2 separate regions of the Homo sapiens genome follow, and region 2 is linked to region 1. A link is a loop called in an ENCODE intact Hi-C map of the cell type or tissue named here. Cell type or tissue: heart right ventricle. All regions are shown on one strand. Each heading gives the region's core, and the rest is flanking DNA. Links, peaks and the distances in the headings are about the cores only.

Region 1 (10,892 bases), core at 2,403-6,402:
AATCAGCCACTGATTGCCATGTGGCCTGGACGAGTCATCTCATTCAACTTCACTTTCAGCCGGACGCTGTGACTCAGGCCTGTAACCCCAGCACTTTGGGAAGCTGAGGTGGGTGGATCGCTTGAGCCCAGGAGTTAGAGACCAGCCTGGGCAACCTAGCGAAACCTCGTCTCTACAAAAAAATACAAAAAATTAGCTAGGCCTGGTGGCGTGTGCCTGTAGTCCCGGCTACTCAGGAGTCTGAGGTGGGAAGATCCACTGAGCCCAGGAGGTTGAGGCTGCACTCCAGCCTGGGCGACAGGAGTGAAACCCTGTCTCAAAAAGTTAAAAAAAAAAAAAAAAAGGAAAATATTTTAGAAAAAGAAAAACAAATTAATTTTTCTCATTTGTAAAATGGGGGTGATTCCAGGGCCTGCTCCAAAGGGAATGAAACAAAGTTCAGGAGCGGTGGCTCATACCTATAATCCCAGTACTTTGGGAGGCCAAGGTAGGAGGATTGCTTCAACCCAGGAGGTTGAGACCAGCTTGGGCCACATAGTGAGACCCCTGTCTCTACAAAAAAAAAAAAAAAAAAATTAGCCTGGCATGGTGGCACATGCCTGTATTCCCTACTCAGGAGGCTGAGACAGGAGGATCACCTGAGCCCAGGAGTTTGATGCTGCAGTGAGCTATGATTACACCACTGCACTCCAGCCCGGGGGACACAGCGAGACCCTGTCTCAAAAAACAAGAGAATGAAGCATCCTGCAGGAGCCCTGGCTCGATGCCTGGTAGCCACTATAAATAAAGAAGAACCAGCAGGCTGTGTGGATGCAAGGCCCAGTGCTCCCCTGTTCTCTGAGGAGGGGGGCATTAAGCACCCTGGGGCCCCACGATGGGCAGCAAGAGTTTGCCGAGGGAGGAAAGCCCACCGGTGGAGTGGGCAGAGGGGTTGGTGTGTGGACTTCTGGAGCCTCAGGAGGAAGGGTGCGGGTTCCCCTGGCTGCAGACGTCCCTGAGGCTGCCCTGCCTCCCCCAGGAGAGACCTTCCTGCCCTACTACACGGGCCGCGCCATTGATGGCATCGTCATCCAGAAAAGCATGGATCAGTTCAGCACGGCTGTCGTCATCGTGTGCCTGCTGGCCATTGGCAGGTAGCTGGCTCAACCCCCACGCCCTGCCCCGCACACCCCGACCTGCACCAGGGAGGGAAGGGAGGGCCTGTTCCTAAGGAAGACAGGGGCCAGGGAGGCCCTGGAAATGCCCCTGGTGGGCCTGTCCCTCAGCTGGTCACCCTGGGAACCGGCTTCCACACTGTCTTAGAGCACCCTAGAACCACACCCTCTGGTCCCTGAAAAGGGCTTCAGTCCTCAGGGTTCCCTGCTCACCCTCCCTGGCTGTTTTCCAAGTAGGAATCTGGTCCCAAACAGAACCGGCTTTGTCTGAGCTGTTCTGGAAGGAAGAGGGTCTGGCTGGCACATTTGGGTCTCTTGTCCCACAACTGTCCCCTTTGCCCTCACCTTGAGGGGGGCTCCCACTGGGAATGAGGGGGACCCCGCAGGGATGCCAGCCCTGGAGTGGGGCTGCGGTGGGGCTCCCAGGCCTGCCGGCAGCGGGAGGGGGCAGCCGGGTGTGGTCACTGGTCTGGAAGGACATCGTGCTATAATATCTCTTATCTGCAATTAGCTCATTTGCCGCAGGTATTCGGGGCGGCATTTTTACCCTCATATTTGCCAGACTGAACATTCGCCTTCGAAACTGTCTCTTCCGCTCACTGGTGTCCCAGGAGACAAGCTTCTTTGATGAGAACCGCACAGGTTGGTCCTTCCAGTGCCCTAGGTGTCCTGGGGGCTGGGCCCCACCCCTGTGGGCTTGCCTGGCACTGAGGAATGAAATGGGCGTGTGGGTGGTCTCAGCCCTCTGTCTTCTCCTCCTGCTGTTAGTTCAGGCTGGGAACACCCTGGGCTTGGCCTGTGTCCTGGGAGCTGGCTTGCTCACTGAGGTTTTGGTGTGGGCTGCGGCCTCTGTGGGGCCCAGGCCAGGCCACCCGAGGTCCCTGCAGGAGCCAAGGCCTTGCTTTCCATTGCCCCATGGAAACCACCAGGTCCAGGACTACCCACGCCTGTGGCCGACAGAGACCCTGCTCCCATGGGGGTCAGCAGGTGAGGGCCAGGGGCCACAACGGGGAAGACGATAGAATATCCACCAAGATCCAAGCTCTGAGAGACACCGGCCTGGGTCGAAGCCCTGGTTCCTCCACTCACGAACTTCACCTCTCTGATCCTCTGTTTTCTTGTCTGTAAAATGGGAACACGGATAGTAGCCACCCCATGGGGTCCTTACACAGCTCTTAGCACAATGTCCAACTTAGGTAAGAAGTGTCTGCGCTTTCCTGCCCGCCACCAGCCAGGTTGTTATTTCCCTAGAAGGGAAGAGGAGTTACCCCCTCTGCCAGTGACAGGGAGGAGACATGGGTTTGAAGTCTGGCTCAGTCACGGACAGGCTGTGTGACTCTACGGGGGCCTTCCTGTTCTGAGCCCCAGCCTCCTCCGCTGTACAGCGGGATGTCATGAAGCTTAAGCAAGATGCTGATGACTGGGATTGGCTCAGAGTAGCCCTCGAGGGGTATCTGCTCTTCTCCCCCACCCCCCAACCCCGCCCACAGGTAGGGAGGCCCGGCTTCCCAGTGTCTGTCTCAGAGGCCCCTTAGCATCCCCCACCGCCACCCCCAAGGCCCGGGTTGCTGTGGTGAGAGCTGAGCCGCGTGTGTTCCAGGGGACCTCATCTCCCGCCTGACCTCGGACACCACCATGGTCAGCGACCTGGTCTCCCAGAACATCAATGTCTTCCTGCGGAACACAGTCAAGGTCACGGGCGTGGTGGTCTTCATGTTCAGCCTCTCATGGCAGCTCTCCTTGGTCACCTTCATGGGCTTCCCCATCATCATGATGGTGTCCAACATCTACGGCAAGTACTACAAGGTAGGCCTGCCCTGTCTCTGCTGGGGACTGTGCACCCTGGCAGCCCCCAAACATCCCCTTAGGAGGGGCTCAGGGGGCCACTAAGGGCTAGTGAAGGACAGGTCTTGAGGCTGTGTTTGCATTCATTCATTCATTTCTTCGCTCATTCAATAAATAATTATTGACCACCTGCTATGTCCCAGGCACTGGGATACATCAGTGAAAAAGACAAGGCCCCTGCCTTCCTGGAACTTGTATCTAGTGTCAGAGACAGATACTAGGTACCAACAGCATAAAGAATGAGAATCCACAATACAGTAAAAGATGGTCAGTGCTAAGGAGAAACATGAAGTGAGCAGAGGGATTGGGAGCATTGGGTGTAGCTGCAATTTTAAATTGGATTTACTGGCTGGGCCCGGTGGCTCATGCCTGTAATCCCAGAACTTTGGGAGGCACAGGCAGGAGGACCACTTGAGCCTAGGAGTTCGAGACAAGATTGGACAATATAGCAAGACCCCATCTCTACAAAAAAAAATTTTTTTTAGTTAGCTGGGCTTGGTGGCGCATGCCTGTGGTCCCAGCTACCTGGGATGCTGAGGTGGAGGATCGCCTGAGCCCAGGAGGTCGAGGCTGTAGTGAGCAATGATCGTGCCACTATACTCTAGCCTGGGTGACACAGCAAGACCCTGTCTCTAAAATGAATGAATAAATACAAGTTAAATAGGTCTTGCTGAGAAGGGGACATCTGAATAAGGGTCTGAAGGAGGCGGGCATCTTGGGAGGTATGTGCTGAGCAGAGGGCACAGCCAGTGAAAAGGCCCTGGGTTGGAACGTGCCTGGTGTGTATGTGGGGGTGGTGCGGGCCCGCTGTGATGCCATCGCGGGCCCGCTGTGATGCCATCATGGGCAGGCTGCTGTCCCCTCTGGCCACCCCACGGCACTGCTTCTGCTTCCGAGCTAGGGCCGTGAGCCAGGTTTGACCTCACCCTCCTCCTGCTTCCTGAATGGGCGGGTGCCCCCGAGCCCTAAGGGACAGACAGGCTGGGTTCAGACAGGCAGGGCTGTGACCCTGTGACAGGTACAGGCAACCCCCTCACAGTCACCCAGGCCCACGTGGGGTACTTCTAGAGCAGGGGCTTGGATGCATGACGGCCTCCAGGTGGTGCCGGGTAAGTCATTGTCGCAGCTCCATTGGAGCCTTTGGTGTTGGTGACCTGAGACCAGGGTAGCAAAGGAAGCCATCTCCCACCCAGCCCCCGGTGAGGCCACTCCCCACAGTCTTCTCCAGCCACACAGGTAGGACCTCTTCCCGAAGTTCCTGGTCACGAGCCTCCCCACCGTCCTCACTGAGATGAGAAAGTAAATCTATTCTTTAGAGTCTGAGCCATTTCTGGCACGCTGCTCCCCACCCCTTGCTTCCGGCCTTCCCACCAGCCCCTGGGATGGAGCAAGAAACCCTGGAGCTCCCCCTCAGCCCCCACCTCTGTGTGCACTGCAGGCCCTGCCTTTTAGTTCAGCTAAGGGAGGCCTCAGGAAGGCTCTGTTTGGGTTTTCCACCCCATGCCTGAATGTGTTGTGTGTAGCCAGCGAGTCATCTCCACAAACCACACACACCGCCCATGGCCAAACATGACTCAGGCACCCTGCATGCTTCCTGCGGCTGGGGCGTGACACATGGTCATGGGACATGCCAGTGCATGCTCCTGTCCTGGACTCTCAGGCAGCCTTCCTGGCTGGCTTGAGAATCAGCATAGTGACTCCTGCAAAGTGTGAACAGCTCCACCCAGGGGCCTCTTCCAGGACTCTGGTGAACAGCAGCCTGATGGCCGCACACTTGGGACCACTTTTCAGCTCTGCCTGTGGTGACATGCACATGGTGTGGGCAGATTTCACAACCCATGGCCCCTGCCACCATGTAGAACTTGGCTGGGAGTTCTGGAATCTCTTTATCAACCCTCAGGCTCTAACATAATTTATGTTGATGATGTAAATGGTGCCCCTTTAATAGTTGGTGTTTCTTAAATAGTGTACAACCTGAACAACCGTCCAAGGCATCCCCTGCTCTTCCAGCACAGGGTCAGGTGTTGAGGCCCCTTTTCTGAAAGGATTACCAAAAACTGTCCAGTCATGAATAGCCTCTTTTGAATACTGGGGATGACTTAACGATCAGCACCGTGCCCTATCCTTCAGGAGCTGAAACCATTGCCCCAAGAGCCTCTCTGGAGTTGACTACCTGAGTGTGTCAAATTGAGCCAGAAGGGGATGGGGGAGAAAGGGCTAGATCTTGTCTTTTTGTCCTAGGAACCTCTTGCATATAGCTGGTGCCAGCGAAGGGTGGAAAAACCCAGAGAGGCCTGGGGGCTCCAGTACATAGTGAGGCTGTTTTGGGGTCTTCTCCTTCTTGTCCCCCTCCTGTCCATAGAGGCTCTCCAAAGAGGTCCAGAATGCCCTGGCCAGAGCGAGCAACACGGCGGAGGAGACCATCAGTGCCATGAAGACTGTCCGGAGCTTCGCCAATGAGGAGGAGGAGGCAGAGGTGTACCTGCGGAAGCTGCAGCAGGTGTACAAGCTGAACAGGAAGGAGGCAGCTGCCTACATGTACTACGTCTGGGGCAGCGGGGTACGTGCCCCTGGCCAGGCAGCTCTGGCTGTGGAGGGATGGGATGCAAAGATGGGGGAAGCCCTCGATCTAGGACATCAGTCCTGCATGTTGGTGTCAAGCTGGTGGAGAATCTGTCTGTCTTTCTTTTTTTTTTTTTTTTTTTTTGAGACAGAGCCTCACTCTGTCACCCAGGCTGGAGTGCAGTGGCACCATCTCAGCTCACTGCAACCTCCGCCTCCTGGGTTCAAGCGATTCTCCTGCCTCAGCCTCCTGCATAGCTGGGACCACAGGCGCCCGCCACCATGCCTGGCTAATTTTTGTATTTTTGGTAGAGACGGGGTTTCACTATCTTGGCCAGGCTGGTCTCGAACTCCTGAGCTCAGGTGATCCACCCGCATCAGCCTCCCAAAGTGCTGGGATTACAGGCGTGAGCCACCGCGCCCTGCTGAGAATCTTTCCCAGAAGCAAGGCTGCCCCTCTCCCAGTCACCTGACGTGGGGTGGCAGGGTGGGAGCTTTCTTTTCCCAGCTGGGGAAACATCCTTGCTGAGGTGGGGAGTCAGCAGGTCCCTAGGCCACTTTCGGGCAGGTCTCATGTCACAGCCACACACACTCCCGACAGTGTCTGGCACACTCCCGGGAGTGCGTCACAGCCTCTCCTTGGAGGATGGGGAGCACTTGGATCATGTCACTGCTACACTGGACACACATGGGAGGTGGGCAGGTCAGGGCATAGCTGCGGAGGAATGAGGAGGGTTTGGAGTGAGAGGGAGGAGGGAGCTGGTGGTCTACAGGGGAGCCAGGGGAAAGAGGATATCTGGGACTTCCTGGTGCTGCCACCTCCCAAAAGTATCAGCCAAGGAGGAGAGGAGGGGCTAAGGTCCAGCTCAGCTAGCTGAGCCTCTTAGCAATCCGTCTGCTGGCAGGGGGTGCCTTTGCAGCTTCCACCAAGGCACGGTGGTCCAGACAGCAGCCTAGTTCTGGCTGGGCATGAGGAGGACAGATGGAGTCCCTGACTAGGGTGTGGGCTGCCATGGGTACTCAGACTCCACTCCCTTCCCAGATGCCCCCCAGGCACAGGAGGAAGGCATGGGCGCTCCCATCACAGCCCCTTCTTCACGGAACCCCACTGGGGGAGGAGACAGAGAGCTCACTGTGTGACCTTAGCCAGGGCACTTGCCCTCTCTGAGTCATGCTCTTCCCCATGAGGAGGACGAATAGTTCCCAGGTGGCCAAGCTGAGGAGCCTGGGGGTGGCATGTGTGTGCCAGGACCTCACAAAGAAAGCCTTGTTCTGTGGCCAAGCCCACAGCCTGCTCCAGCTGGAGGCCTCTGTAGGGAAATGCTCGGGGCAGGGGAAGGCATGAGTGACAAGCCTTGGAAGACACCCCTGCCAACGGCCGGCATTTCAGTTTGTGGCTGGGTCTGCCCTCACCTCCCCCTGCAGCCTGGGATGGGTCAGGGAATGGGGATGGTGGGGGATCTAAGGTCCCCTCGACCCACATCCCCTCTCCCTCTGCCCCAGCTCACACTGCTGGTGGTCCAGGTCAGCATCCTCTACTACGGGGGCCACCTTGTCATCTCAGGCCAGATGACCAGCGGCAACCTCATCGCCTTCATCATCTACGAGTTTGTCCTGGGAGATTGTATGGAGGTGAGAGGCCAGTGTGTCCGGGGATCCAGAGAGAAGGGAGGAGTTTGGGGAAGAGGGATCTTAACAGGGTGGGGGCGGGGCTCCAGGGACTCTGACAATGTGGTATTTCTCTCTAAGGTAAGTAGGGGAGACAGCATGATCATATCAAGAATGATAATACTAGGCAGGGCGTGGTGGCTCACGCCTATAATCCCAGAACTTTGGGAGGCGGAGGCGGGTGGATCACTTGAGGTCAGGAGTTCGAGACCAGCCTGGCCAACATGGTGAAACCCCATCTCTACTGAAAACACAAAAATTAGCCAAGCGTGTTGGTGGGTACCTGTAATCCCAGCTACTTGAGAGGAGAATTGCTTGAACCCTGGAGGCAGAGGTTGCAGTGAGCTGAGATCGCACCACTGTACTCCAGCCTGGGTGACAGAGCGAGACTCCGTCTTGATAAATAAATAGGCAAGCCGAGTATGGTGGCATGTGCCTGTAATCCCAGGTCCTCAGGAGGCTGAGGCTAGAGAATCGCTTGAGCCTGGGAGGTCAAGGCCGCAGTGAGCCGTGATCACGCCACTGCACTCCAGGCTGGACGACAGAGAGAGACCGTGTCTCAAAAAGAAAGAAAGGGCCAGGTGCGGTGGCTCACACCTCAGGAGGCCGAGGCAGGAGAATCGCTTGAACCCGGGAGGCAGAGGTTACAGTGAGCCAAGATCGCGCCACTGCACTCCAGCCTGGGCAACCAAAGCGAAACTCCATCTCAAAAAAAAAAGAAAGAAAGAATGATAATACTACCAACAAGTGACAGCAACACCCTTTAGGGACAGAGGTGATTTCAGAAAATGGTCTTAACAGCTCTGTGAGAAATTGAAGTGATGAAAAGAAAACTGAACCTGAGCGGTGGAGTGACTCGTCCATCACATTTGCTCGGGAACGGGGCTCAGGGCCAGCCGGGCCTGACTTCCTCCCAGCCTACTTCCAGCGTAGTGCCTCGGAAATGCAAGGGTGTTTTAGATTGTCTTGATTTTGGTTTCCGCACAAGCAGATCCTGAGACAGAATTGGCGTGCAACGGATTTGTTTGGGAGGTGATCTCAGGAAACGGGGGTGGGAGTGGAAAGTGAGACGTGGAAGGAAGGAAGTCAGCAGAGTGAGTTGTGGAGCCAGTTACCAGTGTGGGCAACTGAGGTGGGATCCTTCTAGCGGACAGGGTAGGACACCAGCACCAGAGTCATCCCATCTGAGGGCCAGGGAGCTGGGGTGTTTACACCCAAGCTGCCATCAGCCATTGCTCAAGGTCAGCCTGGAGTGAGGGTGTTAATTCTCTTGTCTGCCTCGCTCCCACAAAAAAGCCCGCAGCCCGCAGGCAGTAAGAGATTGGGCCTTTGTGTGCTGCGCTGACAAAGGCTCAAGGATGTTGGTGGGGTGTTCCTAGCATCTGCTACTCAGGCCATTGCATCTGCTGGAGAATCACACCTGCCATATTATTTGACTCAGCAGTAAATCTGCCCCTAGGAATCCATGCTTCAAGAGTACTCACAGCAGTGGGCGAAGATGTATGTCCAGAGATGTTCAGTGCAGTGTTGTTTATTTATTATCATTACTATTTGAGACAGTCTCACATTGTCACCCAGGCTGGGGTGCAGTGGTGCTTTCATGACTCACTGCAGCCTTGACCTCCTGGACTCAAGTGATCTTCCCACCTTAGCCACTTGAGTAGCTGGGGTTACAGTCACATGCCACCACACCCAGCTAATGTTTTTCTTTTTAGGTTTTTTTTTTTTTTTTTTTTGAGATGGAGTCTTGCTCTGTCGCCCAGGCTGGAGTACAGTGGTGCAATCTTGGCTCACCGCAACCCCTGCCTCCCGGGTTCAAGCTATTCTCCTGCCTCATCCTCCCCAGTAGCTGGGACTACAGGCATGCACCACCATGCCCAGCTAATTTTTGTACTTTTAGTACAAAATTTAGTACAAAATTGTATTTTCAGTAGAAATGGGGTTGCACCATGTTGGCCAGGCTGATCTCGAACTTCTGACCTCAAATGATCCGCCTGCCTCCGCCTCCCAAAGTGCTGGGATTACAGGTGTGAGCCACTGTGCCCGGCCAGCTCTGGGGTTTTAGGTGTTTACTACCGGCTGTTGCTGTTGTCTTCACAGTAACAGGACACAGATGCCGATATCACCCCCTTATCACCAATGAGGACATTCAGCACCTAAGAGCCTGAACTCAGGAGACAGATGGGCCTGGATTCAAATCCTGGCTCTGCCACTTCTAGGCTCTGTGACCTGGGCCAAGTTACTTGAGCCCTCTGTGCCTGAGATTCCTCATCAGTAAAAAAGGAGATAATGTTAGAACCTACCTCCTAACATACAGAGCATGCTTGGCCGGACGCAGTGGCCCACACCTGTAATCCCAGCACTTTGGGAGGCTGAGGCAGGCGGATTCCTTGAGCTCAGAAGTTCGAGACCAGCCTGGGCAACATGGTGCAACCCCATTTCTACTGAAAATACAAAAAATTAACTGGGCTTAGTAGTGGCTCATGCCTGTGGTCCCAGCTACTCAGGAGTCTGAGGTTGGAGAATTGCTTGAACCCGGGAGGCAGAAGTTGCAGTGAGCAAGATCACACCACTGCACTCCAGCCTGGGTAACAGAGTGAGACCCTCCTCTCAAAAAAAATAAATAGAGAATACTTAAGAAAATGGGCCGTTATTATGATTTACATTCATATTCTATGTATTTTTACCCAAGGAGAATATATTTATTTATAGTACACATTAAGACCCATTTTGAAAATTGAAATCAAGCCATGTCTGGTGACTCATGCCTGTAATCCCAGCACTTTGGGAGGGTGAGGTGGGCGGATCACTTAAGGTCAGGAGTTTGAGACCAGCCTGGCCAGTGTGGTGAAACCCTGTCTCTACTAAAAATACAAATATTATCTGGGCGTGGTGGCGAGTACCTGTAATCCCAGCTACTCTGGAGGCTGAGGCAGGAGAATCACTTGACTTGGGAGGCGGAGGGTGCAGTGAGCCAAGATTGCACCAATGCACTCCAGCCTGGGCGACAGAGGGAGACTCCATCTTAAAAAAAAAAAAAAAAAGCTATGCTATCGCAATTGAAAGATCAAGGCTGGATTCCCACTGTGCCACACCCCTGCCGGTTCCTTCGCTTCCATCTGCTCCTGTGGGGATGATGGCACCCACTCAGCTGGATGGCCGGTAGAGTGCTAGTGATGCTGCTGTCCTCAGCTCCCCTTACTGTCGTTATCTAATGCACCAGTGGGTGGTCAGGTGGCCTCCTGCATCTCCCCGCCAGAACTCCTTGCTTTCCCTATACCTGCCTCCTCTCTAGTAGCAGGGGTGGGTCCCAGGAGTCGGGTATCGGTGGGACAGGAACGCGTGTCTCCTCTCCCCAGTCCGTGGGCTCCGTCTACAGTGGCCTGATGCAGGGAGTGGGGGCTGCTGAGAAGGTGTTCGAGTTCATCGACCGGCAGCCGACCATGGTGCACGATGGCAGCTTGGCCCCCGACCACCTGGAGGGCCGGGTGGACTTTGAGAATGTGACCTTCACCTACCGCACTCGGCCCCACACCCAGGTCCTGCAGGTGAGGGCGCGGCTTGAGGCCTGCCAGAATCAGCCTTTCCGTCACCCCATTTCTGGTGCACCTCCTATACACCAGGCTGTGGCAGGGCAGCTGGGAATATGTCAGGCAAGATCAT
Region 2 (10,892 bases), core at 3,370-7,369, 150 kb after region 1:
CCTCAGCCTCCCAAGTACTGGGACTACAGGTGTACACCACCATGCCCAGCTAACTTAAAAACAATTTTTTAAAAATGTGTAGAGGCCAAGTGTGGTGGCTCATGCCTGTAATCACAGCAATTTGGGAGGCCAAGGTGGGTGGACCACTGGAAGTCAGGAGTTCAAGACCAGCCTGGCCAATATGGTGAGACCCCATCTTTACAAAACTTATAAAAATTAGCTGGGCATGGTGGTGTGTGCCTTTAATCCCAGCTACTTGGGAGGCTGAGGCAGGAGAATGGCTTGAACCCAGGAGGCGGAGGTTTCAGTGAGCCAAGACTGCGCCACTGCACTCCAGCCTGGGCGACAAAGCTAGACTCCATCTCCAAAAAAAAAAAAAAAAAAAAGTGTAGAGATAGGGTCTCGTTATATTGCCCATGCTGGTCTCAAACTCCTGGCCTCATGTGACCCTCCTGCCTTGGCCTCCCAAAGTGCTAGAATTACAGGCATGAGCCACCACAATGCACCAAGAGACATTTTTATATGGGGTCTAGGTAATGCCATCTGGACCAGAAATGGTCAGCGTGTCAGTTCAGAATGGCTTCTGGGGTGAGGAATGCTCTAGGGTGGCGTTCCACTCTGTGCAGCGATCCACCCGTTTGCTTTTTAATAAAGCATATCTGCCCAAGTCATAACAACTGGTTTTGTTTTTAAACAAAACCTTTGCCTCAGAAGCCGTCCTCAGTATAAACACATCCCTGGAACCTAATAGAGCCTCTATAATTAAAGACTCAACAGTCCATGCTGTGATGAAAAGAGGGAACCATTGGTCCTAAGGAAGATTTCTGTTAGCAAACATGCCTTTTGGATTAATAGTAGGTATGGCGTGGCTTCCATCACCCTTTGTATTTCCAAATACTGGCATGCATGCTCCGTGGGTGTTTACAGATGTGAACGTTACTCACCTTGCCGGGGAGTCATGTTGTGTGCCACAGATGCTTTCTGAACAGGTGCACCCAGATTTGAGGCGGACAATTCTCTGCATTTTGGAAGGCTTGAAAATACTCATCCACTCCACGTCAGACATGTGGCCTGGGGCTTCAATTATGAAGTTACTCGGGTGGCAGCACTTGGAGTCACACATGCCACTTTCGCCCAGACAGGCTTCATTTTTCTGGCAGCATGAGATTTCGGACCTTTCCATCTGATCTTGACATTCTACATCCAGCTTTTCTGGATGTTTTGAACTTGGACAGTTGGTCAGGCCCAGGTAAACACTGACATCATGCCACTGCTTCTCATCAGATAAAGTGGGTGTTTCTGAGGGTTGTTTTCCTTCGTTCTGAACCCCAGTGCCATGACATTTTGGTGATTTTGTGTGGATCTTGCACAATGTAATTTTGTTTTCGGGTTCAATCTGGGTTTTTCCTCCCAGAGACCAAGGGAGGTTGTGTTTCTCTACTAAGTCTTTGGTGAATATGGATGACAGCGTAATTACACTTTTCTCCCCAAACACAGTATCGATCTGTTGTTTCTTCTCTTTGCATTCATCGCAAGAGCTCTTGTCTGACCTATTTTGCTGAACCAACATGGCTTCAAATTTCTGGTCCTTAAACAGTGACTTCTGATTTTTTTCCCTCTTAATATCGACTTTTGGGTGGTTATTTTCAAGGTCTGATAAACACATGTCTCTGCTATGGTGGCATTAGAAAAAAAATGGAGGTTATAAGATATACTTGATGCTATCATTCTAAACATTTCACCCAAAACTCAGTAGAGCTAAATCCCAATGAGACTCGTTTGTCTGAACCTCAGAGCCCAATTCCAGCCCGACCTTCTCCAGGAATCCTTTCTGACCACAAAGCCCACATTCCCTTTTCCATCCTCCTCTTATTGCACTTACTGTCTACATGAGAAAAAAAGAATACTGCAGAAATGTGACAAAACCTTTTAATAAATCTTCCTTTAAAATTTTTCATGTCACTTGTATTCAGGTATTCTAATCTGCATCATTCTGATATCTTAGGAAATACAACTCTCTCTTTCCATAATGCTATAAACTATTTTATGCTTAAAAAAAATTTTTTTTGAGGCCGGGTGCAGTGGCTCACGCCTGTAATCCCGGTACTTTGGGAGGCTGAGGCGGGTGGATCACCTGAGGTCAGGAGTTCGAGACCCAGCCTGACCAACATGGAGAAACCCCATCTACTAAATATACAAAAATTAGCCGGGCGTGGTGGCGCAGGCCTGTATTCCCAGCTACTTGGGAGGCTGAGGCAAGAGAATTGCTTGAACCTGGGAGGTGGAGGTTGCAGTGAGCTGAGATCGCGCCATTGGCACTCCAGTCTGGGTGACAAGAGTGAAACTCCATCTCAAAAAAAAAAAAAAAATTTTTTTTTTATAGAGACAGGGTCTTGCTATGTTGCCTAGGCTGCTCTTGAACTCCTGGCCTCAAGCAATCCTCCTGCCTTAGCTTCCGAAAGCACTGCAATTACAGGTGTGAGCCATGGCGTCCAGCCTATTTTTAGCTTTTAAGGAATAACCTCAACTCATCTAGTACCTCCTAGAGGCAATGAAGGTCAAAAAGGAGAAAGACAGCCTTCGCAACACGACGAAACCCCATATGTACAAAAAAAAAAAAAAAAAAAAAAAAGTAGCCGGGCATGGTGGCGCATGCCTGTGGGCCCAGCTACTTACTTGGAAGGCTGAGGTGAGAGGATCGCTTGAACCCAGGAGGTGGAGGTTGCAGTGAGCTGAGGTTGCACCACTGCATGCCAGCCTGGGCAACAGAGCAAGACCCCATCTCAAAAAAAGGAAAAAGAAGAAAGAGCCAGTATGTAAGGGGCTTCTGCCTGCAAGAGAGCTCTGAGTTAGTCTGGTGTCTGGTGGCAGCGGCAGCAGCTAGGACCCAGAGCCACAGGCCACAACCCCTCGCAGAGGGCCCCAAAGGAAAGTGAAGCAAGTGCAGCGGAAAGCAGGGCGGCCCCAGCCACACGCCACACGCCTGGGGTGATCCCTGCAGTGCTGCAGCTACTAAGCCCTGCTGCTCTCAACTCCATTCTCCCAGGGAAAGTCGCTGCTGCAACCCAGTCCAGCCTCCATGGTTCCAAACAGCCATGGGGAGCTTCCCTAATCCCTCTCCCTTTCAAAGACTTCTTGTAAAATTTTGGCTTAGAAAAGTAGACTAAGTTGAGCTGTGGTACAGTTATATGCCTGTTAAATTAAACCACACTTTATATGTTTATATTTTAATTTTACCAAAACCAATTTAATTCCCACACTGCTTGTTGTGGGGATGGGAAGATGTTTCCTATTAATAAGGCAAGCAGGAAAATCCAGTTAAGGGCACAGATCACCCTCGGTGGAGTGGGGCTCCTACTCAGTAATCAATGCATTCCTTGGCATTACTTCTTTTGGGCGAGTGCCATGCCCTATATACCTACATGTGCCCAAGTCCTAGCCTAGTGTCCAAACACTGAATGCTGGATGGATGGATGGACGGATGGATGGATGGATGGATGAATGAATGATTCATCTCTGTAGTGTCTATTCTAGCTCAAAGCCTTCTACACAACAGAAGGGAAAATCAGGTTAAATAAATTTACTTCTATCCAGTGGCTAAATCAGGATCATGACTAAAATTCTTAGATTGGGTCTTCCTGCGACTGAGGATTATGACAATCATTATTAGCTCACACACATTTATTGTATTTATTTATTATTTATTTATTTATTTTTCATACGGAGTCTCACTCTGTCACCCAGGCTGAAGTGCAGTGGCGCAATCTCAGCTCACTGCAACCTCTGCCTCCCGGGTTCCAGCAATCCTCCTGCCTCAGCCTGCCGAATAGCTGGGACTACAGGCGCCTGCCACCATGCCTGGCTAATTTTTTTGTATTTTTAGTACAGATGGGGCTTCACCGTGTTAGCCAGGATGGTCTCGATCTCCTGACCTCGTGATCCACCTGCCTCGGCCTCCCAAAGTGCTGGGATTACAGGCATGAGCCACCGCGCCAGGCCTATTTATTTATTTTTTGAGACGGAGTTTGGCTCTTGTCACGCAGGCTGGAGTGCAATGGCGCGATCTCGGCTCACTGCAACCTCCACCTCCGGGGTTCAAGTGATTCTCCTGCCTCAGCCTCCCAAGTAGCTGGGATTACATATACCCGCGAACACGCCCAGCTAATTTTTATATTTTTATTTATTTATTTATTTTGAAACAGAATCTTGCTCTGTTACCAGGCTGGAGTGCAGTGGCGTGATCTCGGCTCACTGCAACCTCCACCTCCCAGGTTCAAGCGATTCTCGTGCCTCAGCCTTGCAAGTAGCTGGGACTACAGGCATGAGCCACTATGCCTGGCTAATGTTTGTATTTTTAGTAGAGATGGGGTTTCACCATGTTGGCCAGGCTGGTCTCGAACTCCTGACCTCAGGTGACCCACCTGCCTTGGCCTCCCAAAGTGCTGGGATTACAGGTGTGAGGCACCGTGCCCGGCCACATTTATTTCCTACCATATGGGGAATAGTAGTCAGTACTGGCCAACAGTAAGTGCGCAGTAAATACTGGCTGATGGAATATAATACAAGATCATATTAATTGCATCTTGCTAAGATTACCTGGAGTCCAGAGCCTTTGATTCCTCCATCTTTGAGTCATACATCTGTATTAATTCCTGAGAATTTTCCACATTGAAATTAAGAAACTGCAGATCACTCTGTTGTTTTACATAAATCTGTCATAGATATTGACAAATCAACATGAAATGTAATAACAAAACTAAACTGAACCAACAATTTGGCACTTTCCCTGAAACAGTTCACAAATCCTAAAACAGGTCAGATAGTTACTAGAGAAATATGCTAAATATGTCTGCTTTTAATTTTCCTTTGTTAGCACTAAGATTTGCTAGGATAGCTGGGCTCCCAGCCTTTGATCACCACAAGCAAGACCTATTTGCTATACTAAACATGATATACAGGCTGGGTGCGCTGGTTCACGCCTGTAATCCCAGCACTTTGGGAGGCTGAGGTGGGCGGGTCATGAGGTCAGGAGTTCGAGACCAGCCTGGCCAACACAGTAAAACCCTGTCTCTACTAAAAATACAAAAAATTGGCTGGGCGTGGTGGTGGGCACATGTAATCCCAGCTACTTGGGAGGCTGAGGCAGGAGGATCGCTTGTAACTAGGAGGTGGAGGTTGCAGTGAGCCGAGATCAGGCCATTGCACCCCAGCCCGGTTGACAGTGCGAGACTCCGTCTCAAAAAAATAATAATAATAAAAATAAATAAACATGATATACAACTAATGTAGTTAGGATTCCAAATCACCAATTAAACAAAATCGACGGGCATACATTTTTCCTAATTTGCTATTTGTTTACAAACATTTCTTATGTGACAGAGAAGGATGATTGGGGACATACCTGTCTCAGATTGTGCAGTTCTGAATTTGTGCGTTCTTGCTTTGACTTCGCAATATTAAGCAATTCATCTTTCCTCTTTTCTCTCTCTACTATTTAAGAACAAGTATTATTAACATTTTTCATCAGCTATAGCCACACAAACCTCTCCATTTCCAACAATTTAATGCTCAGCTAACATTTTTGTTGTTGTTGTTCCTGTACTTAAAAATAGCAGAATGGGCTGAACGAAGTGGCTCACACCTGTAATTGCAGCACTTTGGGAGGCTGAGGTGGGTAGACCACTTGAGGTCAAGAGTTCGAGACTGGCCTGGCCAACATGGTGAAACCCCATTTCTACTAAAAATACAAATTTAGCCGGGTGTGGTGGTGCCTGCCTGTGGTCCAGCTACTTGGGAGGCTGAGGCAGGAAAATCATTTGAACCTGGGAGGTGGAAGTTGCAGTGAGCAGAGATTGCGCCACTGCACTCCAGCCTGGATGACAAAGTGAGGACTTTGTCTTAAAAAAAAAAAAAAAAAAAGAAGAAGTGATTTGTAGATTCAGGGATTATTTGTCTTTCCTTTTGTGGGGAGATAGAATAAGGATGATTTCCAAATCTCTATACTTAATACATATTACTTCAATTATTTATTTAAAAATTTTAAAAGATAAAATATTTTTAAAAATAGAGATGGGGGTCTCACTATGTTGCCCAAGCTGGTCTTGAACTCCTGTGTTTCACCATGTTAGCCAGGTTGGTCTCGAACTCCTGGCCTCATGTGATCTACCCGCCTCAGCCTCCCAAAATGCTGGGATTACAGGCATGAGCCACCATGCCCGGCCAAAACTGAGACATTTTAACAGTGGAAGTGATATCCGTAGTGCATCTGACTCCGTGGGTCTCAATTCTACATGCCTTTCATGTTAACAGCATCCAAGCAGGGTTTAAATAAACCTGTTTTGTTATATTTCCTAATGTTTAAATAAACCTGTTTTGTTATATTTCCAGCTACTTTGGAGGCTGAGGTGGGAAGATTGCTTGAGCCCAGGAGTTTGAGACCAGCCTGAGTCAACACAGCAAGACACTGTCTCTTAAAAAAAATAAATAAATACTTGTTTTGGATACAGCATGGTCCCTAAACAAAAGCCAACTACTTTACCTGGCCCTCAGAGTAATTTTAAATATATCTGAATGTTGGCCAGTGGGGTTGTCGGGGGGCGGTGGGGGAGGGCAGGTGGTCAAAGAAAAAAAAAATATATGTATATTTGAATGTTGCCTTAATCTCTGATTTCAGAATAATCTACTTTTGCATAAGAGGCAATGCCAATGTAAATATAAATGTTTCCCTAGTCCAGATAGTTTTCTCCATGGCTGGGTTTAGCTGAGAGATCAAAGTGGATTGGGTCTGACTATTTTCACAAGTTGGCCACAGAAAACAGAGGTAAGGAACTCTCTGCTGCTATCTGCCTGAACAAGCAGCCTAAGCTAAAACAATGGGAAGGGACTTAGACGCCTGGAACCTGCTGAATTCTGATCAAGACTCTGCCTTTTACCGCCTGGGAGACCTGAGGCAGACACTCAGTCTATAAGAGCTCACCTACAGGACTGTCAGGACCCACAGAAATGTAAACTAGTATCATTGTTCTCTTTGCAAACTCCTTACTCCTAGTTATGTACAAGCAAAACATGTCCCTCAGCCTATGTAAAAGAACACGCCTGTAATCCCAGCACTTTGGGAGGCCAAGGTGGGCAGATCATGAGGTCAGGAAATCAAGACCATCCTGGCTAACACGGTGAAACCCCATCTCTACTAAAAAATACAAAAAATTAGCTGGGCATGGTGGCGGGCGCCTGTAGTCCCAGCTACTCGGGAGGCTGAGGCAGGAGAATGGCATGAACCCAGGAGGCTGAGCTTGCAGTGAGCCGCGAACACACCACTGCACTCCAGCCTGGGCGACAGCGAGACTCCGTCTCAAAAAAAAAAAGAACTGCATTTTCTACAAGTTTTAAACTTAAAAGTAAAACTTTAAGACATCTTCCAACTTCAAATAAAACATGGTAACATCTGACTGGGTGCGGTGGCTCACACCTGTAATCCTAACACTTTGGGAGGCCGAGGCGGGTGGATTGTCTGAGCTCAAGAGTTCGAGACCAGCCTGGGCAACACAATGAAACCACGTCTCTACTAAAGTACAAAAAATTAGCCAGGTGTCGTGACGTGTGCCTGCAGTCCCAGCTACTCCGGAGGCTGAGGCATGAGAATTGCTTGAACCCAGGAGGCGGAAGTTGAAGTGAGACAAGATCGCACCACTACACTCCAGCCTAGGCGACAGACCAAGACTCCATCTCCGAAAAAAAACAAAAACAAAAAAAATCGTGACATTTAGCCATAGCACTTGACGGCATATTATCATGTTATGCCCTTTAAAAATTCTTTTTTGGGCTTAAGCCAAGCACGATGGCTCATGCCTATAATCTTAGTACTTTGGGAGGCCAAGGCAGGAGGATTATCTGAGGCTAGGAGTTCAAGACCAGCAGCCTGGGCCACATAGCGAGACCCTGCCTCTACTAAAAATAAATAAAATAAAATAAAATTAGCTAGGTGTGATGACACATGCCTGTAGTCCCAGCAACTCAGGAGGCTGAGGTGGCAGGATCACTTGAACCCAGACAGTCGAGGCTGCAGTGAGCTATGATTGCACCACTGCACTCCAGGCTGGGCAACAGAGCAAGACCCTGTCTCTACTAAATAAATAAATTCTTTTGTAGGCTTTGTTCACTTTTATAATTGAAACATGCAAATCTATCAATTGTCTATATTTTGAAAAAGAAGAATAAAACATACAAAAATTGTTTTCAGACAATGGTGTGAGATTGTCTTTAGTTAAGAAGATGTTTAAGGAATCAATTTAGGATGACAGGCATGGTGGCTCATGCCTGTAATCCCAACGCTTTGGGGCTTTGGGAGGCAGAGGTAGGAGGATCTCTTGAGCCCAGCAGTTCCAGACCAGACTGGGCAACATAGTGGAACCTCATCCATACAAAAAATTTAAAAATTAGGCATGTGTGATGGCATGTGCCTGTGGTCCCACCTACCTGGGAGGCTGAGGTGGGAGGATCACTTGAGCCTCAGAGTTTGAGGCTGCAGTGAGCTGCGATTGTACCACTGCACTCCAGCCTGGGTAAAGAAATCTGCTTAGTATATGATAAAAATATTTCACAAAATCGATTTATTATAATATTAGCTAACAAATTCCATGTATTTTACTTAGTAATACATAGTAGAGTGCATGGGTAAAAAGTGATTAATCAAAAAGAAAAGAGACTAACGTATCCTTTAAGCTTTGTTCTTTCCTTTGACCTCCCATAGCATTTTATGCATAGCATTTGTATAGTAGTGAATTCTGTGGGCCTGTGAGCTTCTGAGCATATCGCAGGGCACCTGGCGTACAAATGCTGGTCCAAGGACTGTTTGAATGCAACTGTAAAGCTACAAATATGTGATATCTTTAGCAGCGTTAACGGGTTATCACTACTTGCAGATGCAGCAATCCTAGAAATGGTGAAAATAGTGACCTCTAGTGGCAGAATACCACACTTTCACCCCGATCTTTAATCACAAGAGATTAAAATTAAGAATTCCATTTCACTTAAAACTTCTTAGGTCGGGCATGGTGGCTCGCACCTGTAATCCCAGCATTTTGAGAGGCCGAGGCAAGGGGATCGCTTGATCCCAGGAGCTAGAGACCAGCCTGGGCAACATAGTGAGACCCCTTCTCTGCAAAAAAATTAAAAATTTAGCCAGGCTACTAGGAAGGCCAAGGCGGGAGGATTCCTTGAGTCCAGGAGTTTGAGGCTGTGATGAGCCTCAATTTTTTCCCATTAATTTACAGACAAACTGCATTCCATTCCCTGCCATATTCCTTACCTACCCCCAGTATCTCAGAGTTTCCACTGGTGAAGGCCTACTTCTCCACTCCCAACTGAGAATGACTGACATAGAGAGCTTGTTGACATCCCTGCCAGCCAAGATGATTCTACTGGGCTTTCTTTTCAGTGGTTTGTGTTAGGAAAGTCATTGATTTAGAGGTAAAGTTCCGAAGAGAAAATCATATGAACACTTTTTGGTCTACTGATACCTACCCTCAGTCCCCCTTTTACTAGGGGTACACATTCATTAAAAAACCCCTACTCTGAGCACCCATACAACCATTCTGTTTTTCGCTTTCAGTAAATTACATGATATATTCAACAATTTATTATAAAACAGCCTTTGTGTGAGATGATTTCGTCCAAATGCAGGCTAATGCGAGTGTTCTGTGCATGTTTAAGGCAGGCTAGGCTGAGCTATGCTGGTGGCTGGGTTGGCTTCATTAAATGCATTTTTGACTTGCGAGGGGTTTATCAGAATGTAACCCTGTAAGTCAAGGAGCATCTATGTTATGTTTTTAGTAAGAAGCAGAGTCACACGCTTAAGCTGGAAGGGAGAATAGCTCATTTTACAGAAGAGGAAATAGTGACTGGGAACGGGATGGCAGCATTAACACTCGCTGCTTGGTCCACCATCGGTCCCACAAAGGGTGTTAAAAACAAACAAAAAGGCCTGGCGTGATGGCTCATGCCTGTAATCCCAGCACTTTGCGAGGCTGAGGCGGGCGGATTATCTGAGGCCAGAGTTCGAGATCAGCCTGGCCAACATGGTGAAACCCCGTCTCTACTAAAAATATAAAAATTAGCCGGGCATGGTAGCATGCGCCTGTAATCCCAGCTACTTGGGAGGCTGAGGCAGGAGAACTGCTTGAACCTGGGAGGCAGAGGTTGCAGTGAGCCGAGATCATGCCACTGCATTCCAGCCTGGGCGACAGAGTGAGACTCTGTCTCAGAAAAAAATAAAAATAAAAAAGCCGGGCTCACGCCTGCAATCTCAGCACTTTGGAAGGCCAAGGCCCGTAGATCACTTGAGGTTAGGAGTTCAAGAAGACCAGCCTGACCAATGTGGTGAAACCCCGTCTCTACTAAATATACAAAATTTAGCCGGGCGTGGTGGCTCATACCAGTAACCCCAGCTACTAAGGAGGCTGAGGCAGGAGAATCGCTTGGGCCCGGGAGGCAGAAGTTGCAGTCAGACGAGATTGCACCACTGCACTCCAGCCTGGGTGACAGAGCAAGACCCTGTCTCAAAAAAGACCCTGTCTCAAAAAAAAAAAAAAAAAAACCATTTTGGGAGAGGTATAATTCCTTCAGCCTGTCATCATTGCAAGTCTAGGTTACAAATACATTCGATCATCTGTTTTACCAGTAAAAAGCAATTCATCGTGCAGGCAACTTTTCTCTTGCTTGAGGCGAATGATCTCTTCTCGTTGCTCATTATTTTCTGTCGTCTTTTCATTGAGGTCCTCTTCACAACAGAAGAAAAAGAAAGTCCTCAAATAAATACTAGGTTCCAGTCCTCATATACACACTATGCCTAACTCTCACATCCTCAGCGGCTCCTTCCGGTCCTGATGGATCTA

The links. A loop is a pair of places that touch in the nucleus more often than their neighbours do. Peaks named below come from ENCODE experiments on the same cell type or tissue, not always from the same donor. Only the 100,000 strongest peaks of a DNase experiment are listed, where the experiment ranks them.
Region 2: it touches region 1 in a loop (4-fold over the local background); 93 of 110 quality-filtered maps call a loop at or near these places.

Annotation. Positions count from the first base shown.
Region 1 is chr12:122,940,692-122,951,583 of GRCh38, reverse strand. ABCB9 (ATP binding cassette subfamily B member 9) reads left to right here. Exons shown (of 12, transcript NM_019625.4): 3 at 1,019-1,133; 4 at 1,666-1,796; 5 at 2,755-2,960; 6 at 5,362-5,559; 7 at 7,065-7,193; 8 at 10,589-10,777. Among named protein-coding and RNA genes, the nearest start is that of ABCB9, 20 kb to the left of the region's middle. RefSeq lists enhancers at 4,303-4,362, 4,433-4,702, 4,225-4,973, 5,604-6,413. In heart right ventricle, for the core only: CTCF peaks have their summits at 3,877 and 4,727; DNase peaks (open chromatin) are centred at 3,983 and 4,583; H3K27ac peaks cover 2,824 bases.
Region 2 is chr12:122,791,905-122,802,796 of GRCh38, reverse strand. It overlaps CCDC62 (coiled-coil domain containing 62), which reads right to left. Exons shown (of 13, transcript NM_201435.5): 6 at 10,676-10,777; 7 at 5,402-5,490; 8 at 4,597-4,712; 9 at 945-1,673. Among named protein-coding and RNA genes, the nearest start is that of CCDC62, 23 kb to the right of the region's middle. RefSeq lists a silencer at 6,849-7,049. In heart right ventricle, for the core only: no CTCF peak of the experiment used is centred there; no DNase peak of the experiment used is centred there.